Regions from separate parts of the Homo sapiens genome. Here all the other regions are linked to region 3. The links are chromatin contacts, found by Hi-C in ENCODE. All regions are on one chromosome and are shown on one strand. The core of a region is the stretch at or near the end of the contact, and the rest is flanking DNA. Distances in the headings are between cores, read along the strand shown.

Evidence for each region. A loop is a pair of places that touch in the nucleus more often than their neighbours do. Pooled maps may share reads with other maps.
Region 1: a loop to region 3 is called in a map of CD8-positive, alpha-beta T cell, with 31 times the contacts of the local background. The contact joins the promoter of XRCC2 here to the promoter of INSIG1 in region 3. A Hi-C loop is called at or near these places in 3 of 168 maps with a recorded cell type or tissue (B cell, CD8-positive, alpha-beta T cell and naive thymus-derived CD4-positive, alpha-beta T cell), 4 of 37 single-sample maps with no recorded cell type and 14 of 50 pooled maps.
Region 2: a map of naive thymus-derived CD4-positive, alpha-beta T cell shows a loop between it and region 3 (16-fold over the local background). The contact joins the promoter of KMT2C here to the promoter of INSIG1 in region 3. A Hi-C loop is called at or near these places in 1 of 168 maps with a recorded cell type or tissue (naive thymus-derived CD4-positive, alpha-beta T cell), 3 of 37 single-sample maps with no recorded cell type and 10 of 50 pooled maps.

Annotation. Positions count from the first base shown.
Region 1 is chr7:152,674,595-152,679,042 of GRCh38, reverse strand. XRCC2 (X-ray repair cross complementing 2) reads left to right here and starts at 2,902. Exons shown (of 3, transcript NM_005431.2): 1 at 2,902-3,002. The coding sequence starts at 2,964. RefSeq lists silencers at 2,656-3,125, 3,426-3,515 and an enhancer at 2,581-3,425.
Region 2 is chr7:152,434,057-152,438,636 of GRCh38, reverse strand. It overlaps KMT2C (lysine methyltransferase 2C), which reads left to right and starts at 2,634. Exons shown (of 59, transcript NM_170606.3): 1 at 2,634-3,011. The coding sequence starts at 2,851. It also overlaps the pseudogene FABP5P3. RefSeq lists silencers at 1,618-1,957, 1,998-2,287, 2,378-2,427, 2,808-2,867 and enhancers at 3,348-3,577, 3,618-3,667, 4,138-4,207, 4,518-4,567.
Region 3 is chr7:155,296,628-155,301,130 of GRCh38, reverse strand. It overlaps INSIG1 (insulin induced gene 1), which reads right to left and starts at 3,253. Exons shown (of 6, transcript NM_005542.6): 1 at 3,172-3,253; 2 at 2,434-2,872. The coding sequence starts at 2,845. It overlaps INSIG1-DT (INSIG1 divergent transcript), which reads left to right and starts at 2,151. Exons shown (of 2, transcript NR_183448.1): 1 at 2,151-2,980. RefSeq lists enhancers at 1,728-1,797, 4,208-4,257 and a silencer at 2,918-3,747.

The DNA of each region.
Region 1 (4,448 bases), core at 1,653-4,152, 2.6 Mb after region 3:
AATCACTTGAACCCAGAGACAGAGGTTGCAGTGAGCCAGGATTCTGCCATTGCACTCCAGCCTGGGTGACAGAACAAGACTCTGTCTCAGAAAAAAAAGAAAAAAAAAATTGGAGCTATCAAAAAAAGTTACACATAGGGAAGTGTCCCTCACCCCATCTCTTTTACCCTATTTTCATCCTCCATTTTTTCCAACCTATTTTTATCTACCCTCCGTAGATAAAGAATCCTCTTTGCTTCTCATGTATTCTTCCTGTGTTTCTTTTTACCCAAATGAGCAGAGACATGTGTATCTTTTTCTTTCCCCTCCCTTGTTACAAGAAAGCTAGCAAACTGTAGACACCCCTTCCTCTTTGCCTTTTTCACTTAACACTATATCCTGGAAATCATTCCTTACAGATGCATAGAGATCTTGGCCATTCTTTGTTGCAGCTGCATAGTGCTCCATTTTGTGGCAGTGCCGTATTGTTTTCAACCACTCTCCTATGTATAAACATTTAGGCCATTTCCAAGATTTTGCAATTACAAACCATGCTGCAATATGCTTTTTTTGCATACACGTTTTTGCAATGTTGGAAGTATGACTTCAAGCTAAATTCTTAGAAGTAGGATTGCTGAGTGAAAAAGTTAATAAATGCGTCATTTTGTTAGATAGTGCCAAAATCGGCCAGGTGCAGTGGCTCATGCCTGTAATCCCAGCACTTTAGGAGGCAGGAGGATCACTTGAGCCCAGGAGTTGTAAACCAGCCTAGGCAACATGGCGAAACCCCATCTCTATTAATTAAAAAAAAAAAAAAAAAGATATTGCCAAATTCCTTTCCAAAAAGACCGTATGTTTTCATGCCTACCAGCAGTTTGTGAGAGCGCTTCAAGTATCCTTTTAAACGAGAAGTGATGTTTCCGGAGCATTAAAACTGAAGTGATTTCAAAACCATGTTGCACTCACACGAACAGGTGTGCACTTAATGGACTAAACTAGTTCAGCTGACATGTCTTCTTCATTAGGAACAGTGTGGAGACTGAAAAACTAATTTAGCCTAGAGCAGCTATTTAATTGTAAAGTCTCCTTTCTCAAATATTGATTTACTATGTGAGGAAATATTTACTTTGTATAGAAGTGTGTGGAATTGGACGAGGGGGTTGACCTACACATGTGGTTTGGTATACACATATCCTCATTACAGAGGGTGTAATGAAGATATAGGTGGTTCAGCACCATAGGAAAGGGAAAAAAGAAAAAAAAAAGACGGTAGAGGTGGCCTCCCAAGCATCCACTCCCACTCCTCTTGTTAATGATTCACAATTTGTTGTTATTGTTGTCATTTACTGTTCTCCACACCTTTCCACAAGGCCTGTGTGCTTTGAAAAAATATGTCTCTACTCCGGATAGAAGTGGGGCACACAGGGCCAGGCGCGGTGGCTCACGCCTGTAATCCCAGCACTTTGGGAGGCCGAGGCAGGCAGATCACAAGGTCAGGAGTTCGAGATCAGCCTGGCCAATATGGTGAAACCCCATCTCTACTAAAAATACAAAAATTAGCCTGGCGTGGTGGCACGTGCCTGTAGTCCCAGATACTTGGGAGGCTGAGGCAGAAGAATCACTTGAACCCGGGAGGCAGAGGTTGCAGTGAGCCGAGATGGTACCACTGCACTCCAGCCTGGGCGAGAGTGCAATGAGACTCCGTCTCCAAAAAAAAAAAAAAAAAGAAAAAAAGAAAAGTAAGTGGGGCACACGATTCAGGCCTAAGCTAACCAGACCAACCTCATTCCTGATGGTTGTTAATGTTTCAGATACGGGCCCGCAGCCCTACGTAGAGAAGAGGCCAAGGTAGAAAACATGAATCTGAGGTAAAAAGAAATGAGGTACTTGTTTGCCTCATCAAGCCTCTCAATTAAACTAACCTTGAAGCCTGTCTTACCTTTGGACTTCTAGTGATGTCACCCGGTAAAGCCCATTTGTTTCAGGACGTAAGAGTTGGGTTTTCTGTGACTTGGAACCAAAACCATTCCAATTTACAAAATGAGCAACTTTAATATTACCCATGAGAAATACTTCATTGGTATATGCTCTTTCCTAGCGTTTTTGAAAACTAAACTAGGTGGGTGAAAAGTATATCTTTGCATGAAACTTTTTCATTCCAGAAAACATTTTGTCATCTTGATAATAATGGCCAATGCTACTATATCCAAATTTTTGTCTTTTTTTTTTTTTGAGACAGAGTCTCGCTCTGCCGCTCAGGTGTGATGGCGCGATCTCGGCTCACTGCAACCTCTGCCTCCCTGGTTCAAGCGATTCTCCTGCCTCAGCCTCCCTGAGTAGCTGGGATTACAGGCATGCGCCACCACACCTGGCTAATTTTTGTATTTTTACTGTAGACGGGGTTTCACCATTTTGGCCAGGCTGGTCTCGAACTCCCGACTTCCAGTGATCCTCCTGCCTACCTCAAAAAGCAACTTGATAAATCCACAGGCTCGGTATATTTTAAAAATTCTTTTAAATACAGTATACTTTTCTCTTTTTTTCCAGAATTAACCATGAATCGCACACACAGCCAGAGGCTTTTAACCCGAGAACGGACAAAGGGGCCTGCTTGTGCAATACAATTATTTTTAATGGTTAAACAAATTAATACATAAGACCAGCTTTACCTAATATAATAATAACGAACCAAAGTTTACAACAGACAAGAAAAGCACCAGCTGTCCCCGCCACCCCGGAGCGATCTCCAAGGGGACGCGGGAGAGCGCCGCGGGGGACGCGGAAGTCTGACGTCACAGGAACTGGGGGCGGGGCGGGGAGGCCCGCACACCCTATTGCGCATGCTCCCGCCTCCCCGGCCGCGGCCTGGCGCAGTGCGCACGCGCGCGGGTGGGCGGGTTTGACTGGCCGTAGAGTCTGCGCAGTTGGTGAATGGCGTTGGTGGCGGGAAAGTTGAGTCTCTCCTGCGCCGAGCCTTCGGGGCGATGTGTAGTGCCTTCCATAGGGCTGAGTCTGGGACCGAGGTGAGAGCCGCCGGGTTGGGAGTGAGGGAGATGGGAACAAGGCCGCCGGTGGGCGAGGGGAGCCGAGGGAACCCGGGGGATTGGGAGGCTTGGGGCGGCGCGGCCTGGCCGGGCTGGGACCGGCCTCTCGGCCTAGACGCCCGCGATGCTGGCACCCTCTGCCACCTCTCACCTGGGCCCCAGGGGTCCGCCCCTGGGCAGCCTGGAGTCCTCCGAGGTGGGAGGACCGGGCGGAGGTGGAGGAAGTCTTTCTTTGGAAGACTTGCTGCCTGCCCAGATCGATATAACATACGAGGTCTCTCCTCCCAAGAGTTATGGTCTAAAAACCCCTCACAAATTAACTACCGTTGGAAATGTCAAGCTATGCAAGAAAAGCTAGAAAAGGGGAGGGGTCGCCCGTTGGAGCATTTGGAGCTTTTCTGGAACAGGTGGTGTTTGCGGAGGTTGCCTCACCTCCCTGTAGCCCACGTGTCTCTGCTTAGGGCAGCTGGCCCTCGCCACCCCCTAGTATTCGTTTCCAGCCCAGGTAGCTCCAGAGCCACACAAGCCGGTGGATGCCCCTCAAGAATTGAACCAAGTGTCCAGCACTTACTGTGTGTCAACTACGTGTTAAGGGATAGGAGTAAGCAACAAAAGACATAACTTCTGCCATTAAAGAACTAGTAAGGGAGGCTGCTGTAAGAATTACAGTATTGCACAAAAGTTTGTTGTCCATTAGAGGGGCGGGCATCATGGAAGATGCAGGAGGAGATGACTGAAGTTTCAAGGACCATTTGAAATGGTTTGGCAAGGAGAGGATGACATTCAGAGCGGAGACAGTCGGGAGTACATGGATTCTGAATTAAGCAAGAGCATGGCTAATTTAGATAACTGCAAGTATTTCTGTAAAATTGGAACAAAGGGAGTGAGGGACAATAGGTTGGGAAGTAAGCGCTGAGCAGTGGGCAGGGTATGAAGGATCTTTTATGCAGATGAGAGAGGAAGCAATCTCAAAAGAGTCAGCAAACATTTTTGTGGAGGGCCATGTGGTAAATATTTAGGCTTTGCAGGCCATGCCGTTTCTGTCACAGCCACTCAACTCTGCTGTTCTAATGGGAAGGCAGTCATAGATAAATAAAGGCACATGGCAGCGTTCCAATAAAGCTTTGTTTTTTGGATTTAGCCTGCTGGCCATAGTTTGATAATCCCTGTTCCTAAAGAGTAGAACCACTGCTTAGTATAAGAACGGCTACAGTTATAAACCATAGATATATATATATTTAAAAATATATTTATATATAATATATATTTAAAAATATATTTATATATAATATATATTTAAAAATATATTATATAAATATATATTTAAAAATATATTTATAATATAGATTATATAGAAAGTATATAATACATATAAACATATTTTTTATATATAAATATATATTTTTTTGAGATGAACTCTCGCTC
Region 2 (4,580 bases), core at 1,385-3,884, 2.9 Mb after region 3:
GTTGTATTTGGTACTGTTTCCAGATGCTCCTGCCTTTTTGCTTTCATAATTTTGAAGGACCTCAGCTCCCTGCCTCCTAGATTTTTGCTACTGTGGTCTCAGAGCTGTGTAATTTGGATGACTGAGACGGAAAAACCTCTGGAAAACCTTTATTTATGTTGAATAAGTATTCCTTGAATCCTTCCTCAGCATCCTGGGTTATATTTGATTTGCTCTGTTCATGATAACTTCATGCCAAGGAGACTGCTATCAGCTCTCTTAAAACAGATCCCAACTCCCTGCTCATAGTGGCCAAAGGAATGGAGATTTCAGGCTGAGTTTACTTACCTGCATCATCATCTATCCAGAAGCATCCCTGCACAAACCTCTGTTTCTACCCTTCCATTCACTCGGCTCACTTTTCTGCTCTTAGTACCCTTTGTTTCTTGTGAACTCTCCAGCAGGAGTGACTTGCAATTTGTATCCACTGACACTTAAGTTCTCAGAAGTGCTGGAGAAGCGTATGGAAGTAAATTATCCTGATGTATAATTTTGTACATGTGAAACTCACCGTGGAAGTGCCTATTCTAATTTCAGTACGGAACACAGCTAAATATTTGGATCAATAATCCAGTTTTGAAAGCACACTTTATTTAAAGTACAATGTGCTGAAGAAAATGAAAAAAGAAAGGGTGCTTTCAAATTTGTACTGAGTAAACTTTCACTAGATCACATCATATGTTTATCACTAGTCACATATATGTTGTATTTCTATGTGTAATCGTCAGGCACTTTTAATTTCTAGTTTGCATTTACCATGCCAGCCTCCTCCTCAATCCCAAATTTCCTTTGGTTATAAATTTAGTAAATTTGAAAGAGCCAGCAGGGATTAAACCCTGAAGGTATTCAAATGACTATCTGACGTTATTCCTCATTTCAGCCATTTCAAAAAATTATGCTTTCATTTAGAATAGGCTCTGGGAATCAAAGTGTGTGTATTTTGCCCAAGTAGAAGACACAGTTTAAAGTTAACATCCTAGCTACTAGAAGGGAAAGCAAACATCGCTGGAAAAGGAGCCTATTTTTTTTTACCTTACACTAAAACTACACTGCGAAGATCAAAAGAAATCAACATGAGAGTGTGCCTCTTAACGCTAGGCCCAAAGTAGATGCTTATTAAATGATAGTTTACCCCAATCCTTCACAAATGGTTGATAGGTCTTACTATTTCCCCCCATTCAAATCTAGAATTTTTTCACTCTCATAAACTAATCGATAGTGAATGGAAAGCACAGAATAGATCATCGTCCAAGTGTTAGGTATTAGCCTGAGAAATCCAGAATCCCATATTTGTAACTGTCCTTCTTGAGAAAGTGCATTTTTCAGGCGGATTCTAGCCCCATTTTTCTTTTTACCATTTTTACATATTATGAGAGGTGGCTTAGAAGTACTTCGATTTTTGCCTCTTCATCACAACACACTGAACGTTAAAATCAAGTGGTTGGGTTTTTATTGGCTTATTTTGTCTCTAACCGTTTTATTTCTCGAGCTGTCATCGTTCTTTTCGTCTTACATCCTTATGAACCTTTTCTGGATTAAAAAAAATGACGTTATAATAAGGAAACTAACTGGCGTTGGATTCGAACGAAGTTGACTCCATTCCTTTTCCTCCCCGTAGTGTGGGCGCTACGAGGAAAGACCTCGGCGAGAACCAGCGAAGCCCGGGCTGCCCTCGCCGTGCGGGCGCACATTTGCTCCTCGCGCCGGGCTGCGCCGGGCGACCGCGGCCGCCTCGGCGTGTGTCCGCGGCTCCCTCCCGCCCTCGCCCGCAGTTCCCCGATCCCGATCCCGGATCTCTGGGTCCACAGCTTGGCTACCTCCCGAGCCGGAGCCGGAGCCGGAGCCGGAGTCGCGGCTGGGCCCGGCCGCCGCGTCACAGGGGGAGGGAACCCGGGGGGGAGGGGGAGGGGCGGTGAGGTCAGCGGCGGCGGCGCGTCCGCGGGCGGCGGGAGCGGCGCATGCGCGGAGCGAGGCCCGTGAGTGGCAGCGGCGGCGCGCGGGGGGCGGGCGAGGGGCCGAGTGTGGGGGAGCGGGCGGGGGCCGTCGAGGCGGCGGTGTGTGGGCGCGACGGCTGCGAGTTGGAGAGGTCTGTGGTGCGGGTCGCCCCGGGGGATCCCCGGCGCGGGCCTCGCGCGACGGCCACGGTCGCGCGGCGTGTGTGTGGGGTCCAAGCACACCCGCAAAACTTCCTCCTCCCCTGCTCCGGGAGAGCGAGCGAGCGTGTGTGAGAGAGCGAGTGTGAGGAGCGAGCCGCGGCCCGGCGCCCAGCGCCGCCACTGGAGCAGCTGTCAAAACTTCGCCGCCGCCGCCGCCCGGGCCTGACGGGCCTGACGCGCGGGGGAGGGGCGGCCGGCCGGGGGCGCGACCCCCTCGCCGCCCCCGCCGGGCCCCGCGGCCGGCCCTCCCCGCGCCGGGCCCCTTTCTCCTCCTGCCGCGGGCGGCTCGGGGGAGGGGCCGCGGGCGGAGACCCCGGGGGCCGGCGCCCCTCACGCCGCCCGCCCGCCCGGCTGCCCCGCCCGCCCGCACCCGCCGGCCCCGCCCGCCCCGCACCGCCCGCCCCGCCCGCCGCCCCCCGCCCGGCCCCTGCGCGCGGAGGTGCGCGCGCCCGCGCCGATGTGTGTGAGTGCGTGTCCTGCTCGCTCCATGTTGCCGCCTCTCCCGGTACCTGCTGCTGCTCCCGGGGCTGCGGGAAATGCGAGAGGCTGAGCCGGGGAGGAGGAACCCGAGCAGCAGCGGCGGCGGCGGCGGCCGCGGCGGCGGGAGCCCCCCAGGAGGAGGACCGGGATCCATGTGTCTTTCCTGGTGACTAGGATGTCGTCGGAGGAGGACAAGAGCGTGGAGCAGCCGCAGCCGCCGCCACCACCCCCCGAGGAGCCTGGAGCCCCGGCCCCGAGCCCCGCAGCCGCAGACAAAAGACCTCGGGGCCGGCCTCGCAAAGATGGCGCTTCCCCTTTCCAGAGAGCCAGAAAGAAGTAAGTTGAGTGCGAGGGAGCCAGGCCGGGAGCCAGCGGCGGCGCCGGGCCGGAGCTGTCACCGGGCGCCCGCCCCGCGGCCTCCGCGCCCCGGCGCCCCCCGGCGGGGTGGGGGCGGGGCGGGCCCGCGGGCGGTGGCGGCTCCCGGCCCCGGCCCCGCGCCCCTCGGTAGCCGCCCGCGCCCGGCCTCCCCCGCTCCGCGCCGCCCGCCCGGGCTCCCGCCGGCGCCCGGCTCCGCACACTTTACTTTTCAGTCGGGCCTTTTCACTGGGTCTTCTCCGCGACTCTTCTTTTGGAGAAATTTCTCGTAGCCGCGTCTTGGCCTAGCTGGATCATTGAGAAAACAAGCCCGGAGCGCGCCCAGGTAGTCCCCGGACGGACTCCGGGCGAACCGCCGAGCCGTCGGCGCTCGGGAAACTCTCGGAGCTGTCAAAACGCCCGGGCCAGGTGGTCTCGGGGCGCGGGCTGGGGGCGAGAAGAAAGCGGCCGGGCGAGTGCAGCTTTTGTTTGTCAGCGACTTGCTCCTGGAACTTTTCCTGGTCCCAAACCTGTGTTTTCTTCTTTTGATGATATATTAGGAAGCCATTTGACTTCTTCCTCCCCCCTCCCCCAACACCCAGCACCGCACTCCCGGGCTCCGAAAGCACAAGTCCTGTGGGATCCCCCAGCTTCGGGGAACGGCCTGCCTAAGTTTTGGAGACGTAGCCAGCGTCCCCTCGTAAGGCAGAATACCAAGAGCACTTATTCGGAGAGAGTGCAGATGTAAATGTCGCTTCCCTCGTAAGTCTTAGCTGTAAGGGGCTTGGGAATAGGGTCGCCTGCCTTTGAGCGTACAGTAGGGCTGGACCCCAGCTTATTAGAGGACCAGAAATGTCTTCTTACAGAACGGTTATTTGACGGCTTTGCTTGTAAATTAAGACACCGTTTTAGTGCCAGCGAACTGCTCGGCTTCTGTGGCTCTCGCGTGTGCCGTGGAAGAACTGTGAATGTCTCTCGAAGTTGTAGAATGGCGTGTGTGCTTACTCATTTCGTGAGATGATATTCTCATTGAACTGTCGGGAGTGGAAGGGTGCGCTGGGACGTGAAGGAAGCCAGCACGTTTATGGATAGGCTGTTTCTTTGGTTCGGGTGCATTCACTTAGTAATAGTATTGTTGTTTGGTGATTTGTAGTAAAAATAGTAGCGTGAACTGAGGCATAGCAGAGCTGGGTTGTGGGAACCCATTGAGCTCTTGACTTGAATGTGCTCTTTTCTTGCCCCGCTGTCCTTTTACTATGAAAATGATTCAGGGCCTTCAACTTGCCTCCATATTTTATTGCCAGCTGTTACCTAGCTATGATAATCGTGAGGGAAGCAAGTACAGGATGTGTGTACATTATTACATTAGCTTGTTCGTGATACAAAGTTAGGACTTATTTATTATGCCACTTGCGTTGTAATACAGTGGCAAGTATAAAATGCCCTTATTCTGTATTAACTGAAATTTGTAGAAGGAAGTGGAGGTTTAAGTAATTTTTAGACATGTAAGCCACTTTTTTTTGCATCCTTTAAAGCAACTCAGGACAAGCC
Region 3 (4,503 bases), core at 2,004-4,503:
TCTGACACTCCTGCCACCACCCAGTACTGGGGCTGGGCACGTGATGAGATACATATTTGCTGATGTGACTTTGACAGTCTGGGTCACATGCTCCTAGAGTGGCCCTGGAGTTGATTTTCGGGGGTTCTAGCATGTTCTGTACGAGGCACTGAGCACCTACTGTGCACACATGCACATGGGCAAGTACGGGGCGAGACAGCCCCACACAGGCTTCGCTTATTCTCCATCTGGTTCCCGCATGGTCAAGCCTCAAGCTGCGGAAAGAACACCAGACCAAGAAGAGAAAACTCAGCCTCAAATCCCAGCTTGCCCTCTGATGGGACGTGGCTCTGCATGTTTGTTTTCTCATGTGTAAAATTATAAGGATTATGTAACTGGGACACAGAGAAAGAGATCACTGTGGTCTGGAATAGTTATTCTTTATAGACACGAACTTGGAATTTGGACAGGTGGGAAGGAATGGCATTCCAAAAGAGAAGTAAAATGGCAAAGATGAAGGCAGGAATGAATGTCTGTAGGGGGGAGTGGGGTGCCGGCCCGTGGGGTTGGATGCTGGGACACAAGGGTCACTGTGTCCCAGGGCTCTTGAGAACCCTGCAATTGTTTCACCTCAGTGTAGTATGAAAGAAATATACATTTTAGGTTCAACTGAGAAACAAGAAACACAGTTTGCATCAAACATTCAGATAAAAAATGTTGTTTTCAATTTATTATACTTCATCAGGTTCTAATTTTGGAGTTCTGAAAAATGGACCCCCCAAATTAACTTTACTTCACTATAGCTTAATAAATAAATAGGTAAAAAACATACTATGAAAAATTTTACTTATGCTCTTGGCTGATGGTTTAAAAAAAAGTAGAATATGAGAGTATGAGAAATTGTCCAGATATTCCTAGAAACCCTTGAGGATCCAATTACAAATACTGAAGGCTAAACTATTTCATTTCTAAGATCAAGTTTTTGGTTAAAGGAAAGAAACTATTCTGCCAAATGTATATGAAACATGGAATTTTAAATCTAGATATAGTTCTCAAAAAATGTTCAATTAGTACAGCCACATAAAGTGTTTCGAAAAACGAAAGAGGATCCCGTCCCTCCGAGAACAAATATGAAAACATTCTACCCACTACTTAATAATTACAGACACCTGTCCTAGTTCTTCAACACGGAGCCCTCTGTTAATCTGCTACAAACCTCTCTGCTGCTTGCTGTTTTCAGTGAGTCAACTGAGGCAATGTGTTTCCACAGTGCAGGAGACACACCTACCAAGGCAGCAGGAGCAGTTACCAACGATGGCTTGGCCCCTTTCTACCTGCGCACCCTTGGATGTGACTTCACCTGTGATTCAGTTGCCACATCTATAAATGAAGCTACACATGGTATTGCTGTAAGGAATGAACACAGCAAAGCATCTGAAGCCTATGGTCAGCAGTCAGCTGACAAACGTCAGCCACAAAGCAAACAGGATGCTCCCTGCACTGCACTGGAGTCACTGACATACTGGTTTGTTTTCCCCACCAGACTCTAAGCTGCTTAAGGATAGGGGCTTGTGGTGCTCACTTTTGGATTAACATTTCAACAGCTTATAGAGTTGAGGTTGCAGAAAGCACCCGACAAGCTCGTTAAATAAACAAATGCTGTGTGACTACAGGAGCAGTAAGTGATCTGCTGAGCCAAGATCAACTCAACATTTCTATAAAAGCGGTTCAATGATAGCCAAGAAAGTCTAGTACACACACCCAGCAGTCCCCGTGTCCACAGTTCAGACTGACTCAGTGTTACGTTGTACAGCATCTATGCTACTGCTTGGGTGTACGAAAATCTAAACGCCGTAAGGGGGTTACTCTTTTCCTTAAGAACGTAATCTACAGAGCTCTAACAGTTCAGGGTGTAGGCGGTTTGGCTTCAGACCACAGTTTACTCAGCGACCCGGCAAAAGGAAGTGCTGAGAAGTTGCTCCCCTGGCAACCGCCTCCTGAACCCATGTGACGGGTTTGTTTTCAGTTATCCAGCAGGGTAGCATGTTTGCTGCCGCGACCAATGGCCTTTCAGTCCCGCTGCTCACCAGTTCCCCAGGCGGCCAATCCGGGGCGGCTGGCGCGGGATGACAGCTGGGGCTGTACCCGGACGCCAGGAGGGAAGGGCCCTCAGTCAGCTTGGCACAGCACCTGCTTGAACAGCCAATTATCTCCCTGCCTCATCTCCATCACTGTGCTTCCTCAAACTTCAGAGAGCTGTGGCCCGAACCCGCCCTCGGGGGTGCCAGGTCCTCTCTACCCCTCCTTCATTTCTCTAAATCCCAAGACTGGAGATGCACACTTTCAATCTGTGGATAGTTCCAGTTTCAAATGCATGTTTCTTATAGGCTGAAAAGTACTTTCAACCGAAAAGACACCCTTTTTACTTCCAGAAGAACCAGGAGGGGTACTCACCAGCTGCTGTCCCGCAGCAGGGAGGGACCCACCAGGCGGAGGAAAAGATGGTGGCGATCACCTCCTCGGGGAAGAGAGTGACATTCCTCTGGATCTGCAGCAGGTTGAGCACCAGGGCTAGGACCACCCCAACCGAGAAGAGCACGAGGCTCCTCTGCAACAGGCGATGATGCCAGGTGTTGGGGTAGGGGCTGCCGGGCTCGGGGCCGCTCATCGCAGCACTGCGGCCCCTGGGCGCGGGGTCAGCGTCCGGGGCACCGTGGGCCGCCAGCAGGGAGGGCCCGGACACGGAAACGTTGATCATCTCCCCAACCTTGGCCGCCAGCCCCGCGGCGCTGGCTCGCGGGGGGCCTCGGCGCCTCGCGCTGTGCGCACAGGAGCAGCTCCAGAAGTGGTCGTGCAATCTGGGCATCGGTCACACGCGTCCAAGAGGCGCTTCCTGGAAGAAGGGGGTCATCAAGTTCACTCAGAAGAGACAAAGAGCGAGGAAGGCCCCGCGGGACGCGAACCCCGGCACCCGGGCCAGGCGGCAGCGCCGCCCCCCAAGGTTAGACCCCCGTGCGCCCGCCCGGGGCCAGCGGCGGACGGGACCCGCGCTCACAGCGAGCAGCATCCCCGGCCCCAGCGGGACCCGCGTCCCAAAGACCCAACAGGGCCCGCGCCCGCCTACCTCCGGGGAGGACCGGCTGCTGCGCGACCAAAGCCCGCCCGCGACCCCTATCCCAGCCGGCCGCGTACCTGGCCGAGAGGCGCCCGCCCGCCGGCTCTCCGAACGGAGGCGGGGCGGGGGAAAGGAGGAGTCACGGCCCGGGACGGCCGCAGCGCCTGGCGGGCGCGCGGGTTTATATGGCGGGCCGCGGGGCCCGCATCACGTGAGCCTGCCCGGCCTACCCACCGCCCGCGCGCACCGCCCAGGGGCGTGGCCTGAGCTTGCCCCGCCCCGCCCGCGAGCCCGTCCGCACGCGGTCTGGTGAGGCGGCCGCAACCAATGGGAGGCCGGCGGCCCATATGACGTGCGCACACGCCACCGCCGGCCCGCGCGCACTCGGGCGGGAGCCTCGGCACGGACTGCGGGGCGCGTGGCGGCTGCGGGGCACGCGGGCCCGAGCGGGACTGGCCGGCTGCGAGTGGGCGGCCGCGGAGCTGGGGCCTGGGAGGGGACGGTCCTGCCGGGAGGAGGCGGAGGCAGGACAGGGTGGGGTTGCGGGCCCGGCGCCGCCCCTCCCGGCTCCTGGCTCCCCTCGCCTGGTGTCCCGCGCCTGGCCGGGAGGCGGCGGGTCTCGATCGCGCGGGCCTCCCTGGAGGGGCGCGGGCTCTGGCGGCGGGGAGGCCCCTGCTCAGCGCAATGGCGGGCTTGCATCCTTGGGTGATTTTTTCGGGCCCCTTGTGGCCTTTGCTCACGCCTAGAGAGCAAACCACCCGCACCACCCAGGAGCAGATAAAATCGAGACCACAGCCTCCAAGGGAGCGCGCCTCCATCCTGTTTGCCCCTCGGGTCGCCGTCTGAGGGCGGGCCCGTGCCCGCTCAGAGCCTACATCCGAGTCGTATAAAGCGCTGACAGCAGAGAAAGCTGCGGCTTTGCTCCGTGCAGATGAGCAGGGGCTGAGGGAGGACGCTGTGCTCTCAGTAGCCGCGCTTGGCCCGGGGACCCTGCAGGCTTAGAAACGTGAGTCACGCCTGCAGCGTGGCGAGGAAACGCCGTTGATGTGGCATCCTCAGCCTGGGGTTGTGGCTTTAAGCCAGAAGGTCAAAAAAAGAAGTCTTCCTGAGCTGAGACTGCCCTGAGTCGCTTTAGGGGCGAAATTCCGAGCATCCGGTTGCATTTCCTGAGGATGACACGCGTGGTGGGTGTGGACGGCCTACAGGGGTCCATCCTCAGCGGCCCCTCTGCAGGGCAGTCTCGCTCTCACTCTCCCAGCTGACTCCTCTCAAGCCTGTTAACCATTGTACACGTTCCCAAGGACTCCAAGCAGGTTGGACTTCAGGGAACATTGCAGTTTGGGTCTTGGCCATTGTTTACACTCCACCTTGCATAAGTGCTTGAGGATCACACAACCAGATACGTAGAT